2 separate regions of the Homo sapiens genome follow, and region 1 is linked to region 2. Evidence: read pairs that join two places in POLR2A ChIA-PET (ENCODE). Cell type or tissue: HepG2. All regions are shown on one strand. Each heading gives the region's core, and the rest is flanking DNA. Links, peaks and the distances in the headings are about the cores only.

The links. Peaks named below come from ENCODE experiments on the same cell type or tissue, not always from the same donor. Only the 100,000 strongest peaks of a DNase experiment are listed, where the experiment ranks them.
Region 1: POLR2A ChIA-PET joins it to region 2 with 8 read pairs; 1 of 35 experiments calls an interaction of 5 or more read pairs at or near these places.

The regions. Positions count from the first base shown.
Region 1 is chr10:76,024,426-76,029,812 of GRCh38, forward strand. The region is part of intron 2 of LRMDA (leucine rich melanocyte differentiation associated); the gene reads left to right. Among named protein-coding and RNA genes, the nearest start is that of MIR606, 470 kb to the left of the region's middle. In HepG2, for the core only: a CTCF peak has its summit at 2,665; DNase peaks (open chromatin) are centred at 526, 1,956 and 2,718.
Region 2 is chr10:75,743,671-75,749,057 of GRCh38, forward strand. All of the region lies in intron 2 of LRMDA (leucine rich melanocyte differentiation associated), which reads left to right. It overlaps LOC105378367 (a long non-coding RNA gene), which reads left to right. Exons shown (of 3, transcript NR_132791.1): 3 at 1-178. Among named protein-coding and RNA genes, the nearest start is that of MIR606, 190 kb to the left of the region's middle. In HepG2, for the core only: no CTCF peak of the experiment used is centred there; a DNase peak (open chromatin) is centred at 2,861.

The sequences.
Region 1 (5,387 bases), core at 65-5,064, 280 kb after region 2:
CCATAGAGCTAGAGCTATTCTGGAAGAAAGAAAATGGCTCCGGTAGCAAGCCACTTTTGGAGGTCACCATATCTCCTGGGGCCTTCTTTCCTGCTGGAGACATAAAGCTATCTTGTAGTCTGGGACAGAAAACGTGTTTTCACCTTTTTCAGCCAATTAAGACCTCACAGAATCAACAGTTGGCACGTTTTTACTGGCTTTCCTGGCCTGAGTCCATTCCAGGGGGGCCCTGCCCGTGGGGAGCTGGTCTTTGGGCAAGTATTTGATTAGGGGCCCTTGGGGTCCCTGGGGCTTTGAGATCCAGCCGTGTAAATGTCTCCTTTTCTGGTTGGCTTGCAATGAGTAGACACCATCTGTTGAATTAAAAATTCCCTTTATGGAGGGTGGTGAAAGGCTTGTGTAGAAGAGACACTGTTATCTTTCAAGCAAACAGTTCATGAGGTTGAAGAGCAGCGTTCTTGGCCCAACATATGTTTGCCCAATGGCTGTGGGCGCCTCCCCCACCAGGCTCTGCATTCCGCCCCATGGCGAGGTGCACGCATACCATGGCTGCGGTACACCGTGTCCACTCTCACATCTCCCTAGCAAAGAAAACCCCCATTTATAGAACCCGCCAAACAAACTCACTCTTTAGACTCTTAAAAACAAACAAGATCCCGAGGCCACAGGCTCCATGCGTGCATGTGTGGTTTTGTAAAATCTCAAGCCGTGAATCAAAATAATTTCAGAGACATAGTCAAAGCCCAGGCCAAACCCTGTCACCAGGGTGGGAAAAAGACAGGAAAGATTCGCTTTGAGGAGGGAGGATAGCCCAGAGAAGGAGAATGATGGGAGCAAAACATGGAGGCTGTCCTTCATCTAGTATGTTCCTGGAGAGACACCTGCTCCTTGTCTCTGTCCTTAGGGACTTGCTATAATACCTTCAGGACAAGCATAGGAGGGATGGGCCAAAAACAGAAAGGGCTTACTACAGCCCTCATTGCTTTCCTCTCAACTTCCAGAGCTCATCTTATCCATGCTGCTTACTGATACGCTGTCCTGTATGGTGTCCCCTTATTCCAAGCCCAGCGTCTCTGTCTCCTTCATAGATGGTAAGAGCATTGAGAGCAGATTCCATGACTTGTGCATCATTTGTATCCCCAGATGCATGTGCTCACTGAATTCCTGTCATGTTGGAAATGGATACCACACCACATGCTTTTTGGTAGCAAATCAGCTTTCTGGACTGTAGCTTACTTGAGTGCCAGGATCAAGTTATCTCTTTTCCTTATGTTCCCTCACCACCAAATGTGGAATAAGGTATCAGCAGATGCTCAAAAGATTAGAATTCATTTGCATTGAGACTTAGCTCAAGCCCATCTCCTTCACCAGCCCCAGCCCCTTCTCAGAGTAGCACTAATCATCCCAATCTATTACCCTGCATTATCTGGTAACTGCTTCCCTGTCTATACCTACTACTTAATAGTAGGGGACTATTGCACAGTCATCCTTGTAGCTCCAGAGACTAGCAAAGTACTAAGCACAGAGTTGGCACTCAATACATTTTTATAAATGAATGAATGAACAAGCTATAGAGGTGTACCCCAAGGGGATCATTAGCAGATAAATCTCAAGCCAGTCCCACCTAATGCATACTTAACTTCAAAGGAAAAAAAAAATCTAAGAACTAGCTCTTTGGGAGATTCTTCTAGGAGCATCCATGGAGTACAGAGTGAAAGGAAAAAGAACTCGAAAACCATTTAGGTTCATCATTATATTAATAATTGAGGACGTACAATGAATGGGTTACAAAGCTACACACAGTGTTTGGATAAAGGATGTGGCGATGGTGAATTTCCATTTCTGGACCACAGCTAGAAAGTATGTAGAGGTAGTTTAACATAGTTGGGGAGCACTGCACTTTATGTACACAGGTTCTAAATGTGGCCTGGTGACTCATGTGTGTTTTCAGGTAGGCCACTTTACCTCTCTGGACATTAGTCATCTTCTGTGAAGTAGGGGGAGAGTGGAACAGCCTAAAATTCCTCTAGGATTCAAAGTCTATGAGTCTATAAGAAGACTATAATAGGGCATATTTTACACAAATAGAGCTGTAGCTCTAATATGTAGTTTACTTTCTATAAGAGGTCAGGGTGCAAACATGTGCCTTTTTATTATGGGCACATGTTACACCCTTCCCATAGTTAGGAAAATATTAAAGAAGCCTTGCACAGTCCCAGCTAGAAGAATGAGGCATAGAGTTTAGTGTGCTGGAACTCTGCTACCCTCTTCCTACCAGACTGACTCTTAAGGGACCCTTTGGCAAAGCAGAACTGACTTAACAGCCCTTATAAACTATAGTTATAAAGGAAGGAGCTCCAGTCAGATAACCATAGTATCTGGATAGAATATTAGAAGCCATCGAATCTGATCTCTATGAAGAAATTCCCTCTAAACATTCTCCATGATTTTAGCCTCTGTTCAAATAAGTATAGTGGCTCTGAGGGCAGCTCATCCTTTAGTGAACAGCTTCTCCATTTTGACAAGTTTCAAAAAATTGATTCAAGACATTTCCTCCCAGCTTACATAATTTTCTATTTGTTTTTGATTCTGCATTCTGGAACCCTGTAGGCTGAGGACTTTGAAATGACTAAGACTTCTCTGCTCCTGGTTAAGCAACTTTAGGACTGTCTCAATCACTGTTTCTTACACCCTTCACCTCCTGGTGGTTGTCCTTGGATGGTGTTTCTGAATGCAAATCCACCTTTGAATCTGGCACCTGGAATTCAAACAAAGCTCCAGGCACAGGCACTTAGGGGCCAGGAGAGTAGTAGAGTGGATTGGGATCAGATTTGCTTCTGTGGTGGTCACTGGCGATTCATACTAAGTCCTCTTCCCAGACACTGCTCTTTTTCTAAAGCTTCTACATGTTATGTATGTGGAATTGTCTTGTTTTATTTAAAAGGAATATTAACTGTGGTTTTTCCTGATTATAAAATGTATATTCATGATAGAAAATTTAGTAGCTAGAGAAAACTATTTGAAAATGACTGATAAACTCCTTACCTGGGGGTTAACGGTATGTATCTGGGAGATATAGATAGGTATCACACACATACACACACACACATAAATATATACATTTAAGTGTGTTTGTGTATGTGTGTACAGAATTGTTATAATGTCTCTGTGTACAAGATTGTATATTAACAGCAGTTTATAAACTAGAACAACTAAGAAAGATGACTTTGATGATTCTTAACCATTAACATGGAAGAAAATGCCCAGAAAAGCTTGGTGCAGATTAAAATTTGTGTGGAAAATGGTGAGGACCATATGGATGACTTTTAATTTTCATGCATGAGATCTTTGTGTGTGTACTATATTACATTGTGACTTAATTTGGGGTACTTAAATGTATAGCATGAAAATTGTACTGGCTCATTAGATAGCTGCCTACAATATTATTTTTAATTCCTGTGTAATATTTTATGATACAGATATATTGAGCTTTATTTAATCATTCTTCAATCCTTGGGCATTTAGGCTTGTTTGCAATGTTATTGTAAATGCTATAGTGAACATACTTGTACATAAACTTATACACATCTTTGATATTTACTGAATAAATTATTGGAATTGGAATTAGTGGATGCAAAGGTAATTATTTTTAAGTCTTTTAATATAAATTGCCATCCAGCAATTTCACTGTCTCATTAGTCTTGTGTTTGTTTGAAGTAAAAGCTTGACAAAACTATGTTAAAATCTAAGAAAAGGATATAAATATTTTTATTAGAATATTCTAGATTCCTAATAAAGCTGAAAATTTCTCCCATATTTTTATTATTGACAAATTTCCTTGTGAATTTTCCATCCAAGGTTTTTGGTCATTTTTCTGTTAGGGCTTCAGGTTTTCCTTAATGATTTATAAAAGCTCTTTCCATGTTAAGGGTGTTAAATCTTAGACTGTTAGAAGGGTTGCAAATATATTCCCAATTTTCATATTCCTTTTAATTTTTTCGAGTAAATATTTTTGGATAGTTGAACTTTATTATTTAGTTTACATTAGACACTGTGAAATTTCATCTTATTGAGCTGAAAAATGGTTGATTCTAACAGGATCATTTTGGATCCTACTGTATCTTTCTTAATATCTCTTTAGGGTCCTGTCCCCTATAAATGTGATAAACATCTCCTTAACCAAGCCACTGGCAAAAAACAAAAACAACAAAAAACAAAAAAATAAGATCAAAATCCCTAGAATCTACCCATAGAGCAATTTGAGCCATTAATCAGTATTCTTCAGGTACATTTTTGAAGCAGTTATGACTCTACTTCTACCTAAGATTGTCATTTTCTAGCCTACTTTTTGGCTTCCTGTCACAAAGATATTATGAGAAGCTTATTCAAAGCCTTTTTTTTTTTTTTTTTTGAGCCGAGTCTCACTCTGTCGCCAGGCTGAAGTACAGTGGCATGATCTCAGCTCACTGCAACCTCCACCTCCCAGGTTCAAGCGATTCTCCTGCCTCAGCCTCCCGAGTAGCTGGGACTACAGGCACGTGCCACCACGCCCAGCTAATTTTTGTATTTTTAGTAGAGACGAGGTTTCACCATGTTGGCCAGGATGGTCTTGATCTCTTGACCTCATGATCCACCCTCCTTGGCCTCCCAAAGTGCTGGGATTACAGGCATGAGCCATCATGCCTGGCCAACCATTTTGAACTCTGAATACAATATATATCTTCTTTATTCCTACATGAGTATCTCCATTAACAACTGGTCTCTCAAAACTTTTCCTTAATGCACAGAATCTGCCTGTTTGAGAATCTGTATTACATTTTATTGATATATATCCTACCTCATTCTATGAAAGGTTTGGGCTAGCTTATTAGAATGAATAAAATTAAAAAGCAGTATATAAATAAATGAAATACCAAGGCTATGAAAAAATTATAAGCCTTGACAATGAAGTTAGAAAGCAGGTATGGATATCATGAAGGATTACCTTTTTACAATTGGGTCACAATTTACCTCTGAGCTTCCTGGTAGCAAAAGTAAAAAAGATAACATGATCAGATACATTATTCACGTTGTCCTACAGCAAGAAAATACAGGTTCCTGAGAGCTATCATCTGACCAGAATTTCATATGGGTAATTATATAACCTCATGTATCCAAAATAGGAGAATCTACCTTCTTACCTCCTTTTTCAAGTAACATTAACTCCAAGGGCTTCTAGCTCCTTATTCTCCATTACTAATTCTTTAGGCATCATATTTGAAAGTTTTCTTAGTATTCTTAGATATGGTGCAGGGGGCTTCAGACCTAGTTAACTATTAATACTTTAGCTTTTTGGCTGGTCTTGGATTCAGGTCTCTCAGATGAGTGTTGAATTTTACTGTCTGCAG
Region 2 (5,387 bases), core at 104-5,103:
AATGCAAGAAGGAGAGATGAGGCAAACGTTTAGAGAAGGAAAAGGAAATGGGTTCATGTTTAAACTGACTCTGAGCAAGCATGGCGATGGTAGTTTGAAAGAATTCTGAGCATGTAGGAAGGTAAACTCAAAATGTTCTTCCTGCCTGAGAAGTGATTAAAATACCTGTGAGCACCAACACTATTGTCGTTAATGAAAACTGTGGCCAGCTTTCCCCACCCCCAAGTGCTCCCCACAACCCAAAGAAAAAATTGGAACATTTTTGGGTCCAAGTTTCACAGATGTTAAGCATTTTGTGATATTACTTAGGGGGTTTCCTGAGCTGCATTAAAGTTGAACCACTAGGGTGTTGAAACAGTTGGGCCCCATAATAAAATATACATGAAAAGGAATTGTGAAACATTGGCTGTTGTGTGTTGGTGACAATTAGGTTACTGTTTTAAAAAATACATACCCTGGACACATCTATGGGAGCTTTTTAGAGAATTTTGAGTAGCACTAGAGTAAAGGCGGTTGGTAATTTCTCTGGTTGCCTCTGGCAGGTGGACATAATTTAACAATACCCGTCAGATATGACAAATTGTTTTTGAGTTACATTAGGGCCTTAATAAGATCACATCTGTTCATATATCCTCCTTAACCACAGAGCCTGATTTAGAGAGGTTTCATACTGGTATGATATTGTTGTTTAAATATTTAGAGGGGTCTAGACATGTATCATAAAAGAATAGACTCTTGTGTATAAAAACACAGTCCTTTTATTCTCAGTGTTTTTGCTTTCATGGACCTTGCATCATTCTGTCTACTTGAGTGAACCACATGTTGCTTCTAGGAGCCAGAAAATATATTTCATTCCTCATCAGAGTTAGTGTTTTAGAGCTGGAAGAGGCCTTGGAGACCAACTTATCCAGCTCCCCTCCTCTTTAGGGTAGAAACCTGAGATGGAGACAGAAGGAGGGGACTTATTTAGGGTTTCTCACCCCATTAGTGGCAGAAACAGAATCAGGACTTAGATCTGCCAATTTGTAGTTCGGTCGTCTTTCTGTTATGCTAGATGTTCACCTGGGACCTGAAAATGTGGCCATTGAGGCACTTTGATGTGTCACTGTCCCTTAGAGGCTGCAGTCCTTTCCAGGGGACATTCCTGGCCACTGAGAGGGCCAGGCTCTTTGCTATGTATTCAGATTCAGAGCCCAGATCCTCTAGTTTAGGAATACCTAAACTATCTCCCTGCCTGAAGACCTTCCTGTGCCAGCGTACTTTCTGTCACTTCCCTGCTGACATGCACAGGCACAGGCAAGTCTCTCTCCCATCTCTGACCACACTGTGCACGTCCCCAACTCTGCTCACACTGTTCCCTTCTCCTGGAATGTGTCCTCTTTGCTATGTCAGTTACTGTCATGTCCAGCATAAGCTCCATCTTATCATGACGTCTCCCAAGCCCACAGAGGTGTGTTAGGTCGAATCATGTGAAAATGCTGTTTTATAGGTGAAAAAGGTCAAATATTGTCAGTTTTGTAAGATGCAATCTAACTGTAGATTTTTTAATACCCCCATGTTACTCATCTTCTTTTATTCATCATCTCTCTCTCTCTTTCTCTCTCTCTCTCCGTGTGTGTGTATAATATAAATTGGGGCAAAATTCACATCATATACATAAAAAATCAGGGTGAAATTCACATAACATGATTCGCATCTTTTAATTTTTTGTTATTAACTATAGTCCTCATGCTGTACTTTAGACCTCTAGACTTAGTCATTCTACATTACAGCAACTTTGTGCCCTGTGTCCTATATCTTCCCATTTCTTTTAAAAATAAACTTTAAAAACACTATATTTTGGAATAATTTTAGATTTACAGAAAAGTTGCAAAGATAGTACAGAGCATTCCTGTAATTCGCCTAACCTAATTTCAGTTTCTCCTAGTGTTATCATTTCCTATCGCTCTGACACCATTTGTCAAATTTAAGAAAACATTGGAACAATATTATTGATTAAAACTCCAGACTTTATTTGGATTCCACTGGTTTTTCCATTTCTGTCCTTTTTCTATTCCAGCAACGAACCCAGGGGCCAGAATGCCACACTGCTTTTAGTTATCATGTCTCCTTCGTTTCTGCCGGTCTGTGACAATTCAGCTTTTCTTTGTTTTTTCGTGATGACCTTGACAGTCAAAACACTGGCCAGGTATTTTGTAGAATGTGCCTCAACGTGGGTTTCATATGATGTGTTATTTCATGATTTGTTTGAGTTACGGATTTTGGGAAAAGTACCACACAGGTATCACATTATCTCAAGGGGTACATGATACCAGCCTGGCTTCTCACTAGAAATGTTAACCTCAACTACTTGGTTAAGGTATTTGTTTGGGAGGTTTCTGCACTGTGAAGTTACTGTGTTCAGCTTCTTTTCCTACTGGCATCTCACCACCAGCTAGATGAACATTTCTTCTCTTGGGAGCAGGAGCAGGCTTGGTACTTTCTGTATCTCCCATCATACCTAATGCCATGCCATGTTTTATATAGTGTAAATGCTCCACAAACATTAGTTAAGAGGTCATTACGTAAATAATTTAATTTCAGACTGACAGAGGTGTTTGGTTTAAACAACTGAAACAATACAATTCCAACTCACTGAATTCTCCCTGCAAACTAGTTTGGTGGTCTTGGTTCACTGCACTTAAGGGGTAAATCGTAAAACTACTTAAAATTGTTTTCGTTCAAACTACCATGAAGAAAGGATTATCTGCTGTCTTTGCTAAGATCAGAACTTCTAGTTCAGGACTCAGGAAAATCTGAGTGTAAATTAGAGAGACACACGTACACTTTTGTAGCTTCTGCTGCCTTGTAGCGTGGGTGTCCCTATTTGCAGAGGCTCTTACAAATATTTGTCAGAGGGTTTGATGATTCTAGAGCTAAGTCATTGTTTAATGAATTCCTAATGGCCCCAAAGAATTACCACTGTGAATACATTTTATTTCATCATCATAAAAATCATTTTTCAAATACTTATCTGTGCAGATGTCTCAGAGTGCGTGGGTAGAGAGTGCTATTTTTGGGGGGGGAGCTTATATTTTGACATGGCCCTTATGGAAGACAGAAACAATTAGGACACATCCTAAAGGAAAAGAGGGAAGAAAAAAGAATTTTTATTATATTAGAGTTGAAAACTAGAAGCTTTGGAAGTGAGAGGAGGAGGAAGAGGAAGAGGGAGTTGTTCTTTTATAAATTTCCTTAAACAGAGATCTTAGGGGTAGATCTTATTGGGGTAATTCCTTTCTACTGTGATGGAGAAGTTGGTATTCTGTGATGATGATTTAACCGTGGTTCTGAAGATATCTATGGGAATTAGAGTAGCTGATTTATTATTCCATTTAAAGAGGTTTCTTTTTTTATTTAATCTTTTTTAATATGGGGAAAAACAACTCTTCAATAGTATAAATTAGTTCATGCTAGTTTTTCAGTCTGAGAGTCTCATGATAGCTACACTTGCTTCATGCTTTATTATGTAATTTAATTTTTCGTATCTTTTATTAGCTGTAAAGTAGGTTTAGAAAAAATAATTAGATTACGAGGTTAAGCCACAGTTAAGATAAAAATGACAGTTCAATAAAAAAAGTCGAATATAATTCCTGTCTTCTAAAATAAAATACAGCCGCTAAGAGATTTAATTATGGTATTATTCAAATAAATTTTGCCTCTGCATTGGAAACACTCAGGAAAGAATCTCTGAGAAAAACATGTGGTTAACAAGCAAAAAATAATGTGATACATAAAATTATAATTTATGAAATACGATAGGGACCATATTGAGAGGAAGAAGAAATAACACAATTGAGTAACTACCCCTAAAGAGATAACTGGGATTACTTAAGTTACTGTGTTGGTGAGACCACTATCTTTGGTCTAACTTTTTGTGTGATAAATTGTGAGTTTTCACCATTTGGGTGATCTTGGAATGCTGTATCCTTTCCTTAAAATGATCTGTAAATGATCAGATATTTTAGGGTCATAGGGTTCTAAAATTAGATGTAGAGGAAGCTTCAGAATCTAGCCCTTCATTTTACGTGAGAAGAAAGAAAAGTCCCAAGAAGTCAAGTAGCTTTCCCAGGCTGAGTGTGTAGATGGTAGGTTTTCAGAGTCCCAATCGAGTGTCCCCTCTTCTACACTAGATTGCTATTAGGATTGATTTTTAAAAATTAAATCAATTTTTTTAATAAAGTAAAACAAGAATACCATTAAGAAAGTCAAATAGTATTGTTTTGCTTAAGGCTCCTAATAAATAAAAAACTAGTAGTGCCATGACCCACCCTCTGCTAGTCTAAATCCTTTCTGCACAGGCGACCATCTTCAAATTTGTGAGCTATCATTTGCTATTTATCATCATACTTAAATATTTAAGTAACAGGCTTTTATTGTTGTTTAGCTATTTTTTTTTTCCAGACAGAGTTCTGCTCTTGTTGCCCAGGCTGGAGTGCAGTGGCATCATCTCAGCTTACTGCAACCTCTGCCTCCCAGGTTCAAGTGATTTTCCTGCCTCAGCCTCCCGAGCAGCTGGGATTATAGGCACACACCACCACACCTGGCTAATTTTTGTATTTTTACTAGAGATGGGGTTTTACCATGTTGGCCAGGCTGGTCTTGAACTCCTGACCTCAGGTGATCCTCCCACCTTGGCCTCCCAAAGTGCTGGGATTACAGGTGTAAACCCCCATGCCTGGCCTGTTTAGTGATTTAAGAAAAAAATTTAGACATCTATCAAACTCTTTTTTCCTTATATTTCCTCTATGTAACTGAACTCATTATATGTTCTTTTGCCTAATAATTACACTTGGAGTCCAATTATAGAAATTTCTACGTATTAAAAAAACCATTTAGGGCCAGGCCCTGTGCTTCTCATTTCTACAACCTGGGGAGATGGCATGAGATGCTGACCATCATCTAGCTCGAGATGGTACTGTGTTTGCTCCGTTATGATTACAGTTCCTTTAAGTCACTGTTGTTCAGGCTGGGAGGTGCATCCCATTCGTGAATTGTAAAATCAATTTAGTGGGTTGTAACCAACATTATAAAAAATAGGACAGAATAGAAAATATCAGAGTTCAATAATATAATGTTCAATATAAGACTCCTATCTTCTAAAATAAAATACAGCCACTGAGAGATCTAATTATGGCACATAATTAGGACAAATACTAGTTTATGCAACTTTTATATCTGATATATACATTTATATGTATGTGTATCTATACACACATACAGAATTATACATACATACACATTACATGCAGGTAGATACATATACAGTTGACCCTTAAACAACATGGGTTTGAACTGCATGGATCCACTTATATGTGGATTTTTTTTCCAACTCTGCTGCCCCTGAG